Linked DNA regions of Homo sapiens: region 2 is linked to region 1. The links are chromatin contacts, found by Hi-C or POLR2A ChIA-PET in ENCODE. All regions are on one chromosome and are shown on one strand. Each heading gives the region's core, a stretch centred on a gene start or an enhancer-like site at or near the end of the contact. The rest is flanking DNA. Distances are from core to core; before and after follow the strand shown. Region 1 overlaps SLC25A13 (solute carrier family 25 member 13). Region 2 overlaps SLC25A13 (solute carrier family 25 member 13).

Region 1 (2,834 bases), core at 299-2,798:
TCACAGATATTGATTCACTACTGGTATTTACTGACCACCTGTGAATTGACCTAGGGCTAGTACAAGGGGAATACAGATAAATGATACATGAAACATGACCCCAAGGGACTTCTAGTCTAGTGAGGCAGACAGCACTGGTCTAGAAACAGACTAGTGTATAGAGGAAGGACAAATCATAACACAAGAACTAGTATGGTAATAAAAGTCTTTGTGGCAGAAATGGCATTTGAGCTAGGCCTTAAAAAATGAGTACAACTTGGATATGCGGTAATGGGTGTAGACTAGAGGGCACTTCAGGCAGAAGGCTAATGCAAGAAAGCTAAGGAGTGTACAGGGAAACTGATGAGTGACAGATTTTGTCTGGACAGTGGAGTGCATAAAAGAACAATGTAAAATAAGATTAGAAATATAGGACCAGAGGTGGCCTTGAAGAAAGAAAAGGGCCTGGTCATTCTTCTCTAGGAAAAAGGAGTGACTTTAACTTTCCGAAGGTCAAAATGTGGGTCAAATCTAAGCTTTAGGAAGAACATGAGAGGCCAAGGACGTTTTGACTTCCAAAGAGGAAATGGGTCCATAAAAGCTTTCCTAGATTTTATTTTTTAACAACTGCTATTTTAAGTATCCAAATACTTTAATGATACATTGAGATACTCCAAGTTTCCGGAGGATATGGAAGGAGGAAGAAAATAGGAATGGTTTTCATATATTTTACAGAAAACTTAGTTACTTCTAAACATCCTATAGAGAGAACACATTTTTATAAAAACTGTTACAAAGTGAACTTAGCTGTTTCCCAGAATGTCACCCAATTACAATAATGCTACAAAGAAAGGAAAAACGCAGTGTGTTCAATATAGCATCTCTGTATCATTAACCATCCAAAACACATGCTTCTCAATGCCTGGGAACACTCAGGAAGAGCATGTGTTACAGGGGAGTACTTCCCAAGGACATTTTATCCTCTACTAAGGTCTCTCTCACCGAGACTCTGCGTAGGAGGCAAGAAGGGGGGCAAATATGAGTCAAGCATTCCTGGCTGAACTCCAGGAGCTTACCACCAGCTGTTTGGAGGAAGGGGAGATAGTCATGAGCACACATAACCACTAGAAATTAAGAGTTAACTGTAAAAGAAAAAGTAAAGCACTAAGGGGCATAAAAGGGGTGAATTATTCTGCCTGGAAGAGTTGGGGACTGCTTCATGGCGGCATGGTATTTGAAGAACAAATTTTAAAGCTGAGAAGATCTTAGGGATTATCTACTTCAACCTCCTCATTTTACTTGTGAGGAAACGGAAACTGGAAAAAGTTAATGACCTGGGTTAGGCAAAACAACTGGCTTCTGACATTTTGGCCTGAAAACCAGGTCTCCTGGCTTCCATTTAACCTGGGTAGAATTCCAACTGCTGTGGGAAGATGGTGAAACCATGCCCCACAGGATTAAAGAATTTGGTAACTAACAAAAATTTATTAAGCTTGTCTTGCAGGACAGCAGAGAAGAAAACCATTTGTTACAGTTCTCTCTGTTTGCCACAAAATTGGCTGACAGACTGAGGCTGGTTGGAACCAACATAGCTGACTGGAGTCTGGGCAGAATAGACTTCTTCTCCTGTTGAGTAACCTTTTGACGTTAGAGGGCCAAAAACTCACCCTCAGTTCAAGCTAATGCCACCACTGTCCAAAGGTGCAACCCATGAAGCAGCATGGAAGGGCAACAGCATGCCCAAGACACTTTCCAAACCCCCTTTCCTTTCAGCCAATCACTAATCACTGTTCACCACCTAAACTCCACACTCAGAAGCCCTCCCTTAAATCTATGGCTGTAAGGCTGGTAGAGAAAGTCAAACTTGAGTGTGACTCCTCTCCCCTTACTCAGTTGCCTGGCAATAAACTTTCTTGCTGCAAAAAACTGGTGCTTTGTGTTTGGCTTTCCATTTTGTGCAGGCAAATGGACCGACTTTGGTTTGGTGACAATGGAGAGAGGAGGGAAGGGTAGAGAGAGGACATTCTACACTGGGGAAGCAAAGTACAGAGATGAAAACAAATGGATGTGCTGTATTTGGAGAAGCATGTAGGAGTTACCAATTCTCCATCTAGCAGGTCATGAGGAGCAAAAGACTGGCAAGAGCGAGATGCCAGCCACCTAGGGTGGACCTTAAGGGCCAAGCAACAGAATCTTGACTTTTTTTTCAGACAGTTAAAAATCACTCAGTTTCTGGATTAAGAAATGTCACATTCAAAACTTTGTTTTAGAAAAAGAACTGGTGTGGAAGATGAATTTAAAGGAGAGATGAGATGTGGGAGACAGCCTGGCAGCCAGGGATCACAGGGTTCTAAACCTGAGTGGGGGCCCTAGGAATGGAAGCAGAAGAAAGGCTAGAGAAACACAGCAGAGGCAGAAATTATAAAATGTGGTTAGGACTGGATGTTGGAGGCCAAGGCCAAGGAAACAGGCCAGGATGTTCCCAACATTTCCAACTTGGATAACTGAGTGGGATGATGATACCACCACCAAAGATAAACAAGAAAAAAGAAAAAAAGGTAAAAATTGGAAAGAAGGGACCTGTGGGAGAATGTAACCAACTGTGACTGTGTTTGAGGTAACAGTGGGACATGTAGTACAGTGTCCAGCCAGAAGCCAAAAGAGACCCAATGGACTCAAGAGAGATGCTGGTATGGGCAGAACTGTGTCCCCCGTCCCCAAAAATCCCAACCCCTAGAACCTCAGAATGTGACTTTATTTGGAAATAGGGTAGCTGCAAATGGAACTAGTTAAGATGAGATCATAGTGGAGTAGGGCAGGCACCTAATCCAATATGACTGGAGTCTTTTTTATAA
Region 2 (3,321 bases), core at 720-3,219, 67 kb after region 1:
CCAGAAAGTGGCAATGTTGGAACAGAAAAACTCTATGCATAGTTTCTTCCATAAACTGGGAAAAGTCTATCATTATTTAAATTTAGTATGGAAATTTCAGGTCGATTCAATGAGTCTATGCTCCACAGGAGCAAAATTTGAGAATCACTGAATATGTAAAACTTTTTGACAAGATAAACACTGGTTATAATTGTGTAAGTCATCAATAGCGTTTGCAAAACACATACTAGGTAGGTACATCCTAGAAATAAAAAGAAAAACAATAACACAATTTCAAGAACTGGTGTTTTTAAAAAGGCAGGGGGTAGGGGAGAACATGGCAAGAAGAATACAAAAGTCATCTTTCAGGACAAATGAATTCACTCTCCTAATATGAGTTAGAGCAGCCATAGGTAGGGGGTCACCAGAAAATTCCTACCTGTAGGAATATTTTTTAAACAGACTTTCTTACAAGGGAATCAAGCCACAGTTGCAGGCTCATTACTTTAACAAATCACAGTGGTATAGAATGGTGTATTCAAAATAGTTGTCAGATCTAAGAGAGGATGGTGGGGAAGAATATAAGAAAACCTACACGAAAATAAGAAATGCTAATTTGAAAAATAAAATGCAAAGAAAAGCAAAGCTCTCCTCTTTCACTGGGAGGCTGTAGAGATGTGAGACCACCATCTCTGTGAGGGCACCTTACTCCTCAGATCAACCCCAACTCTGGCAAAGATCAGGAAACAAAGTAGATTCTCTGGAAGTGCTGAATATAGAATAAAGTCTTTCAGGTCAGTAAAAATCTGACATTTACAATGAAAATAGGCAACTCTCTTCAGACCAATGGTTCTCAAAGTGTGGAGACCATCAGCATCACCTGGGAACTTTTAAAAATACAAATTATCACACCCATCCCAGACCCAAAGAATCAGAAACTGGGTGAGGCCCAGCAATCCCCTATGATTTAACAAGCCCTCCAGGTGACCCTGATGCAGTTAAAGTTTAAGAACCACAGCTTTAGATAATGTCCAATTTTAATGTACGGATTATAAGATGTAGGTTCTCAGTCCTCGCTGCATATTCAAGTCCCCTGAGGTGCTTTTAGGTTTTACAAAACCCAAACCATACCAAAGGTCAATCAAATGAAAATTTCTAGAATGGATATCTTTAGAGCTCCCTCAAGAAATTACCATGTGTGGGTGGACTGAGAACAACTGCGTTAGGACCCGAGGCCCAACCTCAGCTGCTACGTCACCAACTGTACAGCACAGCCCTTCCTCAGCAATACTTCCCCAGTCACCCTCCCAAACCTGAAACATCTGAAAGCCAAGACAAGCACAGACTTACACTGAAAATTCTACTATCATAAAGTAAATATTTGCCTTAGATAAGAACTACAAACTCAAAGAGGTAGCTCATCAAAAGCAAGCTTCTGGGTGTGTGTGTGGGTGGGTGGGTGTAAATAAGCATGCAGTGACAAGCAGGAAACGGAGAGAGAAGGAGAAACAGTCCTGCATAGTCTTTTGAACCTGAGGAAATAGTGCAGTAGATGGCCCTGAATCCCAAAGAAAAGTATTCTTGGGTGTAACCTAACCACTTAGAAGCAGGGGCCCACCCTCCTTCTTTATCTTCCTATACTAAAGACACTAGAAGGCTGAAACTACAATTCCCAGACTCCCTTGCTGCTATGCGGCCTATGTGCCATCAATTAGATGAAATTGAGTGAGATTTGGCAAATGTTTGGGAGTTGGGGGGCACCTTCTGCTGTTTCTGCCAAGCACGCACCATTGCTGGAAGTGTCTAGTTTTCCTGTGGCAACCTCCTGCCCTCCCATGTCAGTGGCCACATGGTCCTGAAACACTCTCCACTTGGCAGGCAGCATTGTGACTGCACAGGAGGTCACTGCTGTCTTGGTGGCCTGCTCTGCTTGAGACTCTAGACGTCATTCTTTAGAGCTCAACCTCAAGTCTGTTTCTTTACCTTCCCAACAAATTGTGTAAGCCATTTAATATCCTGTAATAAATCTCTCTCTGCTTAAACCAGCTAGAGTAGATTCTGTTCTCTGCGAGTGAGCCCTGACTGATACAATCAGTAATTGCAAAAGAAAGTTTGGAATTCCCTAAAACCACAGTTACCATTAACTTGAGAAGAAGAAAAAGGTATCTCAAACTTAAGAAAATAATTTTTTATTGAAACCACTGAGTCACTCATCCTTCATCCTACAGTTTCCCTACGACCTAATAAATGAAGAGCAGTCATTATGGGAAAAGTTACTGAAATATAAATTAGTACAAAGACAAGATGCCCTGTTAAGCATTCTTCAAACCACAACATTTCTATGTAATCAGCTGGCAAAACTTCATTTCACTCAACAGTTGACTTATAAAGTATCAGACACCACAAATGTTAACCCACTGGGTAATTACATCAGCGAGTCATTTCAGAGGCACTAGAGATGTTTATCAGAAGGATTCAGTAGGTTGTGATGTATGTTAGATTTCACTCTGCTCTGTTGTAGAACATAAACTAGAAAGCCATCATCATTAAAATTCTGATATTAAGAGGCAGAGTATAACAGTTAAGAATGAATGGTGGTGTTTTAGCTGGGTTCTGTTATGCCAAAAGAGCCTGAAACATACTAGTTCTGGATTTTACTATTATTGTTATTAAGCTGACCTCTACCTGCTAGATGGGAGTAGCAACCCCTTCCCCAACAAGCTGCAACAACCAAGAAACTGTCTCCAGAGGTTGCTAAAAGAAATCCTCTTGGGGGCCAAACTACCCCACCCCCCAGCTAACAACCACTCCTTAGATGGTGATGCTCTACTTGCTCATCCATGCAACACAATCACCTATGGGAAAGCTGCAGTGTACTAGGCCCAGCGCCAGGCACCGAGGAGAAAACACCCAATAAATCAGAAACCCTGCCCCAAGCAGGGAAAGCTGACTTATCGACAAGTGGTTGGTACAAAATGTATGATGATACATGCTATCATAAGGCAGAGTGGCAGGAGAATTAATACACTAATTCTGCTAAAGTTGAGGGTCACAGAGGCAGTCTTTGGAGCCGGATCACTTATTATTAATTATAACGATAACAATGACCAGCTAACTTTTACTGGGTCCTTAACTCTATGCCAGGCATTATGCTAATGGCTTTTTATCTTATTTCATTTATATACTGTATCATTAAAACTCTTTAAGGGGAAGAGTGAGTAATATCCCCACTTTTCAAATAAAGAAGCTGAGGTACTAAAGAGTCTTAAATGAATACCAGTAGATCACACAGCCAGAAATGACCCCTGAGCTCAGGTTATTTAGACACTAATTATAATACCT

Evidence for each region. Hi-C counts contacts between places; a loop is a spot of excess contacts on that map. ChIA-PET counts read pairs that join two places held with the same protein, here RNA polymerase II (POLR2A). Pooled maps may share reads with other maps.
Region 2: a loop to region 1 is called in a map of vagina, with 2.4 times the contacts of the local background. The contact joins two enhancer-like sites. A Hi-C loop is called at or near these places in 11 of 168 maps with a recorded cell type or tissue (A673, adrenal gland, endothelial cell of hepatic sinusoid and 5 more) and 5 of 50 pooled maps. POLR2A ChIA-PET finds 5 or more read pairs at or near these places in 1 of 52 experiments (CD8-positive, alpha-beta T cell).

What each region holds. Positions count from the first base shown.
Region 1 is chr7:96,235,328-96,238,161 of GRCh38, forward strand. The region is part of intron 3 of SLC25A13 (solute carrier family 25 member 13); the gene reads right to left. Among named protein-coding and RNA genes, the nearest start is that of MIR591, 17 kb to the left of the region's middle. Within about 2 kb of position 1,549, at least 9 of the 41 ENCODE cell types and tissues checked have a DNase peak (open chromatin) inside an H3K27ac peak, as active enhancers do.
Region 2 is chr7:96,301,927-96,305,247 of GRCh38, forward strand. All of the region lies in intron 1 of SLC25A13 (solute carrier family 25 member 13), which reads right to left. Among named protein-coding and RNA genes, the nearest start is that of SLC25A13, 19 kb to the right of the region's middle. Within about 2 kb of position 1,970, at least 8 of the 41 ENCODE cell types and tissues checked have a DNase peak (open chromatin) inside an H3K27ac peak, as active enhancers do.